Linked DNA regions of Mus musculus: region 1 is linked to region 2. The links are chromatin contacts, found by Hi-C or POLR2A ChIA-PET in ENCODE. All regions are on one chromosome and are shown on one strand. The core of a region is the stretch at or near the end of the contact, and the rest is flanking DNA. Distances in the headings are between cores, read along the strand shown. Region 1 holds the start of Zfp593 (zinc finger protein 593). Region 2 holds the start of Cd52 (CD52 antigen).

Region 1 (6,724 bases), core at 3,311-5,810, 150 kb before region 2:
AAAGTAGTTTTTCCTGTTGTCTGAAAAAAATTACGCAGTTACACTGAGTGTCAATCCAGACGATTTTATGGGAGGTAGGGAAGAAGGGGCACCAACGTGGCGGGCCAGCTAGTCGCCCTTGGGCGCAGCCTTCACCCTCATCTCTGCCAGTTTGTGGGTGAGGAAACCCCACTTGAAGCCTGCCGCTGGATCCGCCTCCCGTGTCTCGGGGCACTCGGTAGCCTCCTCGTCAGGCTTGTCCTGGGGCTCCGGGTCCCTCTCCGCGGCGGTCTCCACGCCGCGCAGCATGGACGCCGCCGCCTGCTGCTGCTGCTGCCACCTGCTGGCGAACGCGTCCCAGAATCCTGGTCCGCGCGGCTCGGTCTCAGCTGTGGCCGCCTGCGAGGAAGGGGGCGCAGCCAGCGGGCTGCAGGAGAGACAGGGGGTCAGCAGGATGGCCCAGGGTCCCAGAGAGGGGCAGTGGACAGGGTAGTGGACAGAAGGAAAGACAAGCAGAGAGGCCAAGGGAGTCGGGGCAAGGTCAGGGCCTGGAAAGCAAGGGGAGGTAGAAGAGGACAGGATCAGGAGAGGTGAGAGGGCTGGGCAGAGGAGAACCGGGATCCCAGAGTTGGATGGAGCGGTCAGGAGTTTGGAGAGTTGACTCTGGTGCAGAGAGGATAGGCCAACAAGCCAGGTCTGGAAAGCCAGAGAGGGACTTTGAGAGGAGAAGGGGGAGCCTGTTGGGGTGAGCTTGTTTGGGTCCTATAGGAGGGACCCTCCCCTCCCCCATGTGGGGAGAGAGCCAAGTGAGCCAAGTGGTTAGGCTCTAGGATTGAGAGAAAGAGGAATTTGGTACTCGGAGAAAGTGGAAGAAATCCTGGCACAGAGAGATAGAAGAGGAGTTAGGGAGAGTCAATACGGGAAAGGACTGTCAAGGAGGGGTGATAAGGCTGAAGAAGGAGCCTTGCCTCTGGAAAAGTCCTCAGAGACCTGGGACTGGAAGGTGGGGGAGAGGTGGGCAGGAGCCCTGAGGCAAGACTAATGGATGGGTGTCCTAGGGAAGCAGGGAGTGTGGTGGGTGGGTGCGCAGGACTGAAAGAACGCAGATGGGCTCTGTGTGTGTGTGTGTGTGTGTGTGTGTGTGTGTGTGTGTGTGTGTGTGTGTGAAACCAAAGCCAGTTGGAAATGAAACCCTGAGTCTGTTCCCAATATCAAAGACCTTATCAAGCAATTCCTTCCAAACTGTTGCGCTTTGGGCTCCTCGGGGATCCTCAGGCCTCCATGGGCACCAAGAGAACCAAAAGAGGAATCTACGCTGGTGACAAGCTGCTTTGGAAGGTGAGGGTTTATCATCTAGACCACCCTTCATCACAAGCACCCAGGAAGGTCTTCTCTGCTATCCTGGGTTCTAGGGAGATGGCTGTCCTCAGGAAGGACTTCCCTTTACCTCAGTCCCAAGAGATCTAACCCAATCTCCTACATAGGCCTGCTGTATCAGCCCGGGACTAAAGCTTTACAGGATTGGGACAGAGGTAGAAGAGAGATCCTAGGACCCTTCCAGCCCTGCCCCCTAAGGACACACATACTGATCAGCACAGGGCTCTGGTGGCAGCAGTTTGTCCTCGTCTTCTTTGTTAAACAGAGATGACATTGTCAGCCAGCCTTTCACCCCAACCCCCTGAACCTGGGAGGAGAGAACTGGGCGTCAGGAATGGACCAGCCTCCAGGGCTTCACCACAGCCTCTGTCAGGCTTCCAAGGCTTGAACGGAAGACTGTCAGACTCACCCTGCGGGCCAGCTGTGACATGGGGTTGAACGTCTCCTCCGTGGGTTCTGCCTTCTCAGACTCCTCCAAGGTGGGGCTCTCCCTCTGGGACATAAGACACCCCCAACCCCAAGCATGAGAGGAGCCCCATTGCTAACCAGCACTAGGCAGCCTATGTACCATAGAAGTGCATCTCCCACACACCCTGCATCTCCATTGGAGCCCAGAGGAATGCCTGCGGGCACACACATCTCTTCATCATGCTTCTGCTCACATACGCAGGGCTGCATGGTAAATCTCTGCAGATACCCTTGAGCACCTACATCTGCCCACTCCCAAACACAGCTGAACGAACTGGAAACCTTGCACAATGGCACACTATGTGTGCTACTACAGACACACAAGCGTCTTTGTGGCTAGACCTCTCCCCCTGTATACACACGGGTGTGCAGTCTAGGCACCCGGGCAAGAGCACTCACGAGGCTAAGCAATTCATTCCTGTGTCCTCTCCTGCAGGAAGCTGGCTAAACAGAGACCTAGGCACAGCCCTCCAAATTTCTCTACCAACCAAACGTAGCCCCCGGAAATGCCCACATGAAAGCACGCAGGTACAGAATTCTGCTCAAAACGCACATGTATGGAAACTCACTAAATCCAGTTCACATCTGCACCGGACTGTCCACAGAGACACTAATTGTAGCATTCTCTTGCCGACACATCCACAGGAAGCCAGTCTTGGACACGCACCTGTCCAATCATAGGCTTATCCACCCCCTCGCCGGGCTTGTCCCTGCCCCCTGCCGCATCTATTTGTGTAACTGCCATTTATCACAACTACTAGACATAAACGGTCTTAGTTTCAAAGTCCTTTTTGCCTTCTCTCTCACAACCAAGTACGGCCTAAGTATGGCTTTCATCAGATGCTGCTACTGTGGTCCGCAGAGGGTGAGAGCCACTCCCTACTGCCATAAACAGGAGCTCACTACTCTGCAGGCAAGGGATCCCACTTTTGCTTAACTTTGTCCACTAGAAAGCTGTATAAAGTGTAACGTACTTTTGTGTCTACTGCCGATATTGGCGTTGGAACGATCTTTTTCGTATGGCAGCTCCTGAGATCCTTGGAGTCAGCGACTGCTTCTCTCATGGCCCTAGCTCTCCTTCATTTTCTTGAACATCTCTGTCGCTGCGCTGTGCTGTTTGGAAGCCCACCTACAATTGTCTTCTTCCCCAGACTATTTAATGCTCTCTGTGCTCCCTACCTTGGCTGGCTGTCTGTCTGGCCTAGAAAATAAGGACAGTACCCACCTCCTCTGCCAAGTTCTCTTCAGATTCTCCACTCAGCGTCTGTAGCACTTTGGACTTGTAAGTTTTCCAGAAGGCTTGGTTCATGGCTGCAGGGGAAAAGGGTCCTGGCACTCAGGCACAGAAGGCTGGTAGCTCAGTGGGCACCAGTGGCTCTGGTCCCAGAAACTTGGAAGAACCAAGAGCCTGTCCCCGGGATCCGGTGACTTCATGAAAGATGCACCAGTCTCCCCAGCTGGCACAGTGCCAGGCAGGTAAACTTGATCCCACGGATTCTGAGGTTGGGGCAGGCTTGTGCCATTTCAGCCCCAAGTCTTGACCCAAATTGGCCAAAGTTAATAAAGTCAGCTTTTTGGAGAGTCCATTTTTCTGCCTGCAGTCGGGAATACTGATGGCGGCTCAATAGCTGTAGAAAAAGTTTTCCACTTGAGTGGAGTCTTGAGTCCAGGAGCCATACCTATGCATCCTGTGATCGCTGCCATTCTAGCTGGGTCCTCATCAGGGTCCCACCCTGTGTCTACCCAGTCCTCATAAGTTGGAGTTGGAAGATCCCAGACCTCCAGTCAGCACGCTGGGCTTCCATTTCACTTCGGGTCTGGCCTAGAAACCTGTTCTCCCCAGGGATGCACGTGCCTCACTCCCTGTTTCCTGGCAACTGGTTCCAAAGAGCCAGAATGCTTAATTATTGCTGAGGTCCTCTGCCCCCATATAGTGGAGCTGGCTCTGGCCAGCCTGAGAGGCACCAGGCCAAGATGAGCAGAGGCACCATTTCTTGGTCATTTCCCCCTTTCCTGCCAGCCCTCCCTGGGCATAAAGAAAGAAAGCAAAGGTGGGGGGCTTCTTCTAGGGACATTTCCTCTTGGGCTAGTGATGTGGTGCCCCACCCCAAACTCCTCTGTTAGACTGCCTGCCTGGATTATATGAAGCCCTGGACACCAACCCCAGTTCTGAAGAACCAAGCAAGCAAGCAGCCAACCAACCAACCAACAACAGACAAAAAGCTCTTTTTGTAAAAAGAGCTGAGCACTCTTCAAGGACAGACCCCTTAGGTGGTAGATTCTTTGTGAAACAATTTTCTGCTTTTTGCCCCAGGAATTTGCTTGAGAGTGGGGGAGGGAGAACAGAGGAGAGATGTAAAATGAAACGCCAGTGGGGGGTAGGTGAGGAGAACAAGGCTCTTTGTTAGAACCTAGGGGTATCTCTGGGTGACCCATCCATGATTCCACACTAATTCTCATTTATGAAGTAATTTATTCATGGCACAAGCAACAGTGCTTCCAGAGACGTTAAAAGCATCCCCTACCACTGAAATTCGGGGTGTGGAAACCGGCAAGTGAGGATGGGGCGGGCAGAATAGTGGGACCGGCTCCCCTCAAGCCCGCTCACGCCCCGCGAGAGCCCAGTCACTATCATCGACGACCATCTGGGGGCGCTCAAACGGCCAACCCGACCGTGACGTCATCAGAGGCAGTCTGTCCAATCCTGCTCCGCCCCCGGGCGGGCCTCTCGTGACGTCACTGGGCGGCCCGGAAGCGCCAACACGTGTGGGTCTTTTCCCTACTCCCTGTTTCTTGGTCTTGTGTGTGGGTGTCTCTCTGATCATGGGTCGCTCTCGGCGGACCGGCGCGCACCGAGCACATTCCTTAGCCCGCCAGATGAAGGCCAAGAAGCGGCGGCCGGACCTGGATGAGATTCATCGCGAGCTGAGGCCGCAGGGGCTCCCGCGGCCCAAGCCGGAGCCGGACGCGGAGCCCGACCCGGACCTGCCAGGGGGCGGCCTGCATCGCTGTCTGGCTTGCGCGTGAGTCCAGCCTGGGGAGGAGCAGGGTCTGAGGTACTAGCTAGGGGCAGCGAGGTCCGGGCCGCGAGCCGCTAGAAGGTTCTGTCTTGGGATCCCTGGGTCAACCCGCCACTTATCACTTCGGGTTCAGAATCCGATGTCTGGGAACGAGCTAGGGCCAGGGAGGTGTGAGAGACCTCACCCCTTCACTCTTTCCCTCACCCTACATTCCTGCAGGAGGTACTTCATCGATTCAGCCAACCTGAAGACCCATTTCCGATCCAAAGACCACAAGAAAAGGTATGGAGGGGTCAGTAGAGGACTGGCGGATGGGTGCCATGCAGGAAGGGTTTGCACTCGGTGAGCTCCGATCTCCAACTCTTCTTTTTCCCAGGCTGAAGCAGCTGAGTGTCGAACCCTACAGTCAGGAAGAAGCTGAGAGGGCAGCGGGCATGGGCTCGTATGTTCAACCCCAGCGGCTGGGCGTGCCCACAGAAGTGTCCACTGATATCCCTGAGATGGACACGTCCACCTGAGTGGCCTAAGGATGCAGGGCAGAGGAACTGCCCATGGGCAGTGGTTCATCAGCCAAGCTGAGAGTGTGTATTTTGGATTTCCGGTTTGCGGAGATGCTCTCTTCCGGGTGTTCTGCCCAAAATAAAGGACCTGGACAAGAGGGCACACCTCCGATACTAACTTCCCTTACCAGGGGTTTCTGGGCCAAGATGTCTACTCCCTACTAGGTCCAGCTTTGGAACGGGTATCCTCCCCCTGCTTCTTTGGATCTAGGCTGGAGTCTGGCTAGGTACAGCGTAAAACTTGGGAGTAGGATCTAGCGATGGCTGAGACTAATCCCCAAGGGGAAAAAAGTGGGATTCGGATATTGCAGCCCCCTCCCCTGAATCGCCTACCTCCAAGCCTGGGCGAGAGGCTACCCGCCTCATCACGGGGCCTGTGATGGTTGCCGCTGCTTCACCATCTTCCATACTGCATAGCAGGAGCCACCTAACCCGAGGACAGCCAACAATGTAGCCACAATCCCAACCAGGGGACTCCGGGGCTCTGCCTTCAGCTCCCCAGCCACCTGCATCTGGGAGAGCACAGAGGGTGCACGTGAAGGGTCAACTGAGGCTTCTAGGCAGGAAGAAGGGTATAAGATGGCGCAGCTGGGTAAAGAAGATGCAGGCGCCATTTCTGCCCCAGGGAGATTCCACCCCAATCCTTCTCGCCTCACTGCCCATCTGGGTCCCGGCTAGTCAGGCAGCAGGGAACGTGACAGCCTGACTGTTGGGGGTATCAGACGTGTCGTTGGGGGAAGTTGGGAGGAAGAGGTAGGTAGATTTCCTTACCTGTAGCACCCGGAAGTAGCCAGGAGTCAGGCGTCGAAATCTCATAGTGGGGGCACTGTCCTCCCTGTTGGCCTGTGAAATGGGAACAGAAATGAAGACTGGGTGTCGCCCAGGGTGCCAAGAAGTGGACACCAGAGCATAGGGGTCCCTGACCTATTTGCCTGGGCACTGTATGCTCAGAGGATGCTCACCGATGCCGGCTTACCCAAGTCTGGCAGGGGGCAGGGCGGCTGGATCTTTAAATCTGGTCCCTCCCCCCCTGCCTGCTGCTGCCTTGCCAGCCTTAGGAGCAGCTGTCAGGAGGGATCAGCATCAGGCCTGAATATCAGCTCCTCCCCCATTTACCAGAGAGGCCAGGCCAGGCATGTAGGCCAAGTCTTGGCTGACAGTGCCCAGGAGTCCCCGCATCCATCAGGTACTAGGCAGCCTCCCTCGGCCCTGGTCTGAACTGGATGTGAGCATTCAGCAAAAGAGGCCATACAACCTGTTAGCCACTTGACCATTGAGGTTCTGTAAATTCAACTACCTTGGTGGGAGGGTACACTTCAT
Region 2 (6,616 bases), core at 2,386-4,885:
GGGGCTGACCATCAAGCTAAGGAAATTTGGTCTCAATTTGTGAGGAGAGGCATGGGGTGTGTGGACAGACTCCTGCTTTGTCAAGGCTAGGAAGTCAGACGTTAAAGTGTCCAGTGGAGCACAGCCATTGAGAAGTCTAGTCTGTAGTTCTAGTATTGCCTCTGCCTTGCCCTCGGTTTCCCCATCTGTCAAATGGGACTTTTCCTCTCAGTTTGGCAACCCGGCTTCTGTCTACACAGATGCTGTCAAAACAGAATGTAGCTGCTCAAAGGCCAAAAGAGGCAAAGGCTGGAAGCTCTACTTCTCTTCTTGGGTATGGGCAGACAGCAGACATCTCTTCATGGCCAGGTCCTTATAGATATTCCCAGCATCCTTGTGTCCCATCCCACTCATCCCCCACCGCACACCTCACACCTCAGGATCCGAAAAAGAAACTTTGAGGGGTTTGCAACCTAATCTTTCTTACCTGAAGAGTAGGGCAGTGGTGGAGCTCATGGTACCTACCCAGTGCTGGAAAATACATTAATACACTAAGCTTAAGGGGTTCGTGAGATGCCGGAGTGGGAGAAGAGCCTGCAGGCAAGCTGATTACCCAGTTCAGTCTTCGGGACCCACACTGATGAAGGAATGAACCAACTCCTGAAAGTTGTCCTCCAGTTTCCACACAAACAGTGGCATGTTTGTGCCCCACGCTGATACTTTATTTAAAAAAAAGGTTACATCCAGACTAGAGGGATGGCTCAGTGGTTAAGAGTCCTTGCTGCAGGGCTGGAGAGATGGCTCAGTGGTTAAGAGCGCCAACTGCTCTTCAGGAGGTCCTGAGTTCAAATCCCAGAACCCACATGGTGGCTCACAGCCATCTGTAATGAGATCTGAAGCTCCTCTGGTGGGTTTGAATACAGCTACAGTGTACTTACATATAGTAATAAATAAATGTTAAAAAAAAAAAAGCGCTTGCTGCTCCTCCAGAGGATCTGAGTTCGGATCCCAACACCCATTTCTGGATTTCTGGTGATTCACAACTCTATGTAGCTCCAATTCTCAAGAGAAGGAGGACACTTGTCCAGTTTTCAGCAGGGTTATCTTGGGCTTCAGCATGGGCCTCCTGTCTCCTGTGGCTTCCCTGGCTCCCAGGTTTCTCTCCCAGGCATAGTAGCTGAGACTGTAGGGTCTAAGGGCAAAACAGCCAAGAAGGTGGGTGATGGGAGGTGGTGATGTCACTTCCTCCACCCTCAATCCTCCCCCTTCTCCCGCTAGGTCAGACTCTCACTTCTCTTTCTCAGCTTTATCTTGGGAGCTCAAAGCCCCTGAGGCCCTCTCAGGTTTGTGACAAAAGTCCCGAACCATATAAGAGAAGCCAGGGAAGTCCCCTTTACCATCTGGCATGTAAATAAGACACCACATAGACTAAGCCAGGGGAATGGGTGAGGCAGGAGCTGGGCTGCAGAGCCAATGAAGAAGGAGAGGGAGTCAAGATTTAATCAAGGGCTGGAGACTACTTGCCTAACTTGTGTGAGGAACCACATTAAAACGGACTAAACAACAACAGCACAGACTGGGTTGGCTCATTCAAGAGCAGTCCCGGAAGTGGCTGTGACATCAGAGGGACCTGGACTCAAGTTCAAATGACTCGATAAGTCATGAACTTGGACCAAGTCACTTTTTTTCAATCAGCCAAGTGGAGATAATTACTGCCCAGTATCAAAACCACAGATTTGTTTTGTCTAAGTTAGGGCAGGGCACTGTCCAAACAGATTTGGGGACTCTCCCATCGCTCTGCCCACAGCAGAGATCAATAGCTGCCTTCTAATTCCTGAATGCTGGGCTGTGTTTACCTGTTTGTCTTCCCAAGAGCCCCCTCTCAGGCCTCTCTGAGTAGGATGACACTTCTTCACCCAAATTCCAAAACATCAAGTCTTAAGAGACTTCAGGAAGGACTGGAGAGATGGCTCAGCGGTTTAAGAGCGCTTGCTGCTTTTGCAAAGGAGCCGGGTTCGATTACCATCACCTATGAACAGCTGTGACTCCAGTTCTTAGCGCATCTGATATCCTCTCTGGCCTTCACAGGAGCCAGGCATATGCATGGTGTACACAGGTGAAACACTCATATGCACACACACACACACACATACATACACACACACACATACACACACACACACACACACACACACACACACACACACTTCTTTAAGGATTTTTTTTTTCCCAAAAATGATTCACTTAAAATAAAGAGCAGAGGAGCAGAGGAAATGGGGCCAGACCCAAAACTAATCAAATCTTGCTACCGGTTCCTGGATCTCAATGGTCCTGAGCCTCCATAGAACCAATGGTAGGATCCATCCACCATTTCCCACGACTTCTACATCCACTCCACTCTCTTAGCTCCCTTCTCTTGTCTGATCATTTGCTTGCCTGTGTGTTTTCAGACAGAGTCCCAGGTAGCCCAGGCTGGCCTCAAAGTCACCATTTAGATATAACTGCCCTTGATCGTCTCCTGGGCTCTACCCTGAGTTCTGGGATTACAGGGACTCAATCTTTAAAACAAAACACAATTGCCATTTATATAACAGTTGCTAGAGTTAGGCATTATCAATATACAGGGCTTTTTGGTTGTTTTGGCTTATTTTTGTTTTGAGCCAGAATATTTTTATTTATTTATTTATTTATTTATTTATTTATTTATTTATTTATTTATTTATTTATTTTTGAGACAGGGTTCTCTGTGTAGCCCTGACTGTCCTGGAACTGACTCTGTAGACCAGGTTGGCCTCGAACTCAGAAATCTGCCTGCCTCTGCCTCACAATTGCTGGGATTAAAGGCGTGCGCCACCACACCTAGCCTGAGCCAGAATCTTAACTATGTAGTTCAATCTTGGAACTTGGAACTCACTATGTAGCCCAGGCTAGCCTCAGACTCATAGAGACCCACCTGCTTCTGTCTCCTAAGAGCTGGCATGCTTTTTATTTTAATGATTTTTTTAATTGTATATGCATTGATATTTTGCCTGCATGGGTGTCTGTGTGAGAGTGTTGGACTCCCTGGAACTGGAGTTACAGTTGTGAGCTGCCATGTGGGTGCTGGGAATTGAACCTGGGTCCTCTGGAAGAGCAACCAGGGCTCTTAATCTCTGAGCCACCTCTCCTGCCCCTTGTTGGCTCTTTTTAAAGTAAGTGATTAGTCAGCAGTGTGATGTAGGGCTGCAATTCCAGAATTCAGAGGTTGAGGCAGGAGCAGCTTGAATGTAAACCCATCCAGAGTGACATAGACCATGTCTCAAAATACAAAGATAAAAAAATAAGGCTTATCACTGCAGCATACTTTTTTTTTTTTTTTTTTTTGAGGGGGATGTTAAAGACTTGTAAATTCAGCCTCAGGCCTGAGGTCTGAGTTGTCAAATCATGAAAACAAGATTCCTTCCCAGGACACAGGGCTCCAAGCCTGGAAACCATCCATCCATCCTGCCCCGTGTCTCCATGTTGCTCTGTATGCCCTGCCTGTGCTTCTTTTGAGAACTGACAACTCATCTACAGGAACCTCAAGGCTAGTTTCATCCACCCCCAGGTTTGAAAGAAGGAAGCTCCTTTCCCCGCCCCTAGGCCCTCCTTCCTCCCGCCTCCTCCCTTTCTCTTCTGCAGAAAAAGCAGCCAGGTTCAAAGTGGCCTGCAGACTGTCCTGAACTCATCTCTCAAAGCTGCTACAGAGCCCAGGAAGATTTCAGGATGAAGAGCTTCCTCCTCTTCCTCACTATCATTCTTCTGGTTGTGATTCAGGTAAGGACAGCTCCTCCTAGAGTCACTGCAGCTACCACCAGGTCTTAGCTTAATGGTTTGGTCCAGGTTCTGGGGAAGGAATGCAGGTTCTCGGTGGTGGTGGTGGGGACCCTTGCCTTCTACCACAGGGACAGAGATAGATGGTCGCCAACTGGAAACCAGGGATCTAGGAGGGCCTATATGGCTGGGTTTCTACTCCTCACAGGCGCTATCAGACTGGCCTCAGAGAGGGAAATCTCAGAAGGTGTCTGATGTGTGAAGCTACTCAGAGGGTTCTGGGTAATTCTGGATCAGGAGAGGAAGCCCTGATGAGGAGAGCCGCAGAAGTGGCCCTTTTGAGAGGGCTGGAGAGAGGTCTAATAGACTGCCATAGGTGACCGAGGGTCCCCTGCCCCTGCCATAGTGAATTGTGGGTGTGCAGGAATACAGAGACAGAAGTCTCCCATATACTCTGCAGATCAACTGCCACCCTGGGAGGCATCCTTTGTGGCACTATGTACGCAGAGAGGCCTGATTAGCACAGGGAATGGAGCCATCAAGTTCTTGATCAAGAACATCTAGACCATGCATCAAGGCAGTTTGATGGCCACCAAAACTAGTTTGATGACCATCAAGGGCAACTTCAGTTACTGCCCGATCAAGCATCAAGGACAGCTTGTCACCTGCCATCCCCACCCCACCCTCTGCCAGGGGCCTTACTCAGGCCCGTCACGTGTGATACTCTGGACCATGGTGGACTCTGATCACCAGGAGATGAGGAAACCGAGGCTCTGGGAGGGGAAGCCCACATTTGGGTTTCTGTTTCCCTCTTTGCTGGAGGATCTGGCAGCCTGAAAAGTGGTGGGAAGTTTCGAGGTGGAAGAATGACAAACATGGGGGCTGCCTTTCCCTTGCCTGTGATGAGGTGGGAAGCCAAACATCTCAACAGGGCTGATGGCAGTTTTATGGAAGCCTAGAGTTGAAGAAAGGGAACAAAGGGGCAGGAGCCCTCAACAGAAGGTTCAAATCCTACTGAGCAGCGCTTCTCTTGCAGATACAAACAGGATCCTTGGGACAAGCCACTACGGCCGCTTCTGGTACTAACAAAAACAGCACCTCCACCAAAAAAACCCCCTTAAAGAGTGGGGCCTCATCCATCATCGATGCGGGTGCCTGCAGTTTCCTCTTCTTTGCCAATACCTTAATGTGCCTCTTCTACCTCAGCTGAGGTGAAGGCGCAGCTTCTGAAGCCCCGTGCTCCACCCACTGCTGCCACCATCAGTAGCGAGAGACATCCCAACCCACGGGAAGGGTTGATAGCAGATATCCAAGGAGGCTAAAGTTGACAGCCAATGGCCGGAATGGGAGCGGGGCCGTGACACCCAGCTAGGGCACAATAAAGTTATACTTATGCTTAGATGGGGTCCCACGTGTGATCGATCACTGCACATCACTGGCCTCAGGAGTCATGTGTGCGGCAGTATTAGGAGTGAACCCAGTACTGCCCTTGACTCTCAAGCCCCACACACCCCAGGTTCAGGCAGGTGCCCAGCCCATGCCCTTGATGTCTTCATACTGATAGATTCTGGGAAATCACATATTGTTTGGCTGTTTCTCTCAAAACTCCCAACGGGAGTACTACAGACCCAGAAGCAGCCCGTGTCTGGGAAGGTTTGCGGAAGGATGGCTCCCAAGTCTCTGACCACATGCCTTCTATCACTGGGCAAGAGGATGAGGAGGCAAGGCTTGCTACCCACACCCTCAGCCAGGGAAGGCAGGAAGGACCAGCAGCCCCTCTAACCACCCTGCCCTCCTGGGCTTGGGGGTGGTCTTTGGAGGAGACAAGGAAGCTCAGACTGATTCCCAAGGGTCCTTGCCTCTGTGTCTTCCCAGGATCCCATGTCAACAGAGGATGGCAACATAACTGCAGCCCGAGGTCTCTGATATCCTGACCTGTCACACAGCTAGGGACCCAGCCCCTTCTCCTGGCTTTTCTGCCCAAGGCTAAACCTTCAGGCTTTGTGACCAGATTTAGAAGAAGCAGAAATGTAGACCCTCCTGTCTTTCTTGCCCTGCCCACTGTGGACTCACAGACCGAACCTTGAAAGTTCACCCTTGGATACATCTCTATCCCTGGAATAGTTTCTGCTGTTATTTCTTTCTGGCCTGGCCAACTCCTACAGTACCTCTTCCAAGTGGGACAGCCATCCACTTCTGTCCCCTGAACACCCATCTGAGTCCTGCACTGGGGTGGGAATCACATAGGCTTGGCTGGCTAGTCCCTACAGTCAGAGAGGCAGAACGGATGACACACCAGTGTGGGGTATGCAGCTCCCCCTGGTGGTCAGGGGAAGCTGCACAGGAAGTGAAACCAACCAGAAGAGGAGGCTGAGGGTCAACTGGACTCTCTCCATCCCAACATCAAGGTGCAGAGACGAGACCACCAGCAGCATAGTAGAAAATAGCTTATTTCACAGCAAAATCTGTATAAAACACTTCATCCCAGCAAAAGCCTCCTGAAGGAAACTGGTGATGGCGTTGGTTGGTTCAAAGTACATGGACAGTCCAGATCTGGGAAAGTCTGTCCTTGGTTGGTTCCCACAGCACCACATGGTCACGGTCATACCCTCGTCCGCCTGCGGGGGGGGGGAGAGGAGGGGGAAAATTCAGAGGTGGTCAGAGAGTGCTGGATGCAGCCCAGTTTTTACTCCCCTCTTATGCACCCTTACCCCACCCCTACATTACCCTTCACATCCAGGATCTGGCCTTCAAACATTTGGCTGCAGATGTGACCCAATTCATTGATGCTCCAGGTTTGGCGTGGTAGGCGGCTCTCGGCCCATAGTACTACTTTGGAGCCTGG

Evidence for each region. Hi-C counts contacts between places; a loop is a spot of excess contacts on that map. ChIA-PET counts read pairs that join two places held with the same protein, here RNA polymerase II (POLR2A).
Region 1: a map of Patski shows a loop between it and region 2 (2.0-fold over the local background). The contact joins the promoter of Zfp593 here to the promoter of Cd52 in region 2. A Hi-C loop is called at or near these places in 1 of 37 maps with a recorded cell type or tissue (Patski). POLR2A ChIA-PET finds 5 or more read pairs at or near these places in 1 of 5 experiments (embryonic stem cell).

Annotation. Positions count from the first base shown.
Region 1 is chr4:134,243,427-134,250,150 of GRCm38, reverse strand. Zfp593 (zinc finger protein 593) reads left to right here and starts at 4,560. Exons shown (of 3, transcript NM_024215.2): 1 at 4,560-4,847; 2 at 5,064-5,126; 3 at 5,221-6,724. The coding sequence starts at 4,648. The coding sequence ends at 5,362. E130218I03Rik (RIKEN cDNA E130218I03 gene) reads right to left here and starts at 6,388. Exons shown (of 5, transcript NR_040436.1): 1 at 6,329-6,388; 2 at 6,176-6,247; 3 at 5,738-5,916; 4 at 5,049-5,244; 5 at 4,278-4,728. It overlaps Gm30191 (predicted gene, 30191), which reads right to left and starts at 3,203. Exons shown (of 4, transcript NM_001372229.1): 1 at 2,799-3,203; 2 at 1,766-1,849; 3 at 1,566-1,663; 4 at 49-406. The coding sequence starts at 2,888. The coding sequence ends at 109.
Region 2 is chr4:134,092,092-134,098,707 of GRCm38, reverse strand. Cd52 (CD52 antigen) reads left to right here and starts at 3,635. Exons shown (of 2, transcript NM_013706.2): 1 at 3,635-3,774; 2 at 4,808-5,170. The coding sequence starts at 3,724. The coding sequence ends at 4,981. It overlaps Crybg2 (crystallin beta-gamma domain containing 2), which reads right to left. Exons shown (of 20, transcript NM_001162970.1): 19 at 6,499-6,616; 20 at 6,204-6,389. The coding sequence ends at 6,301.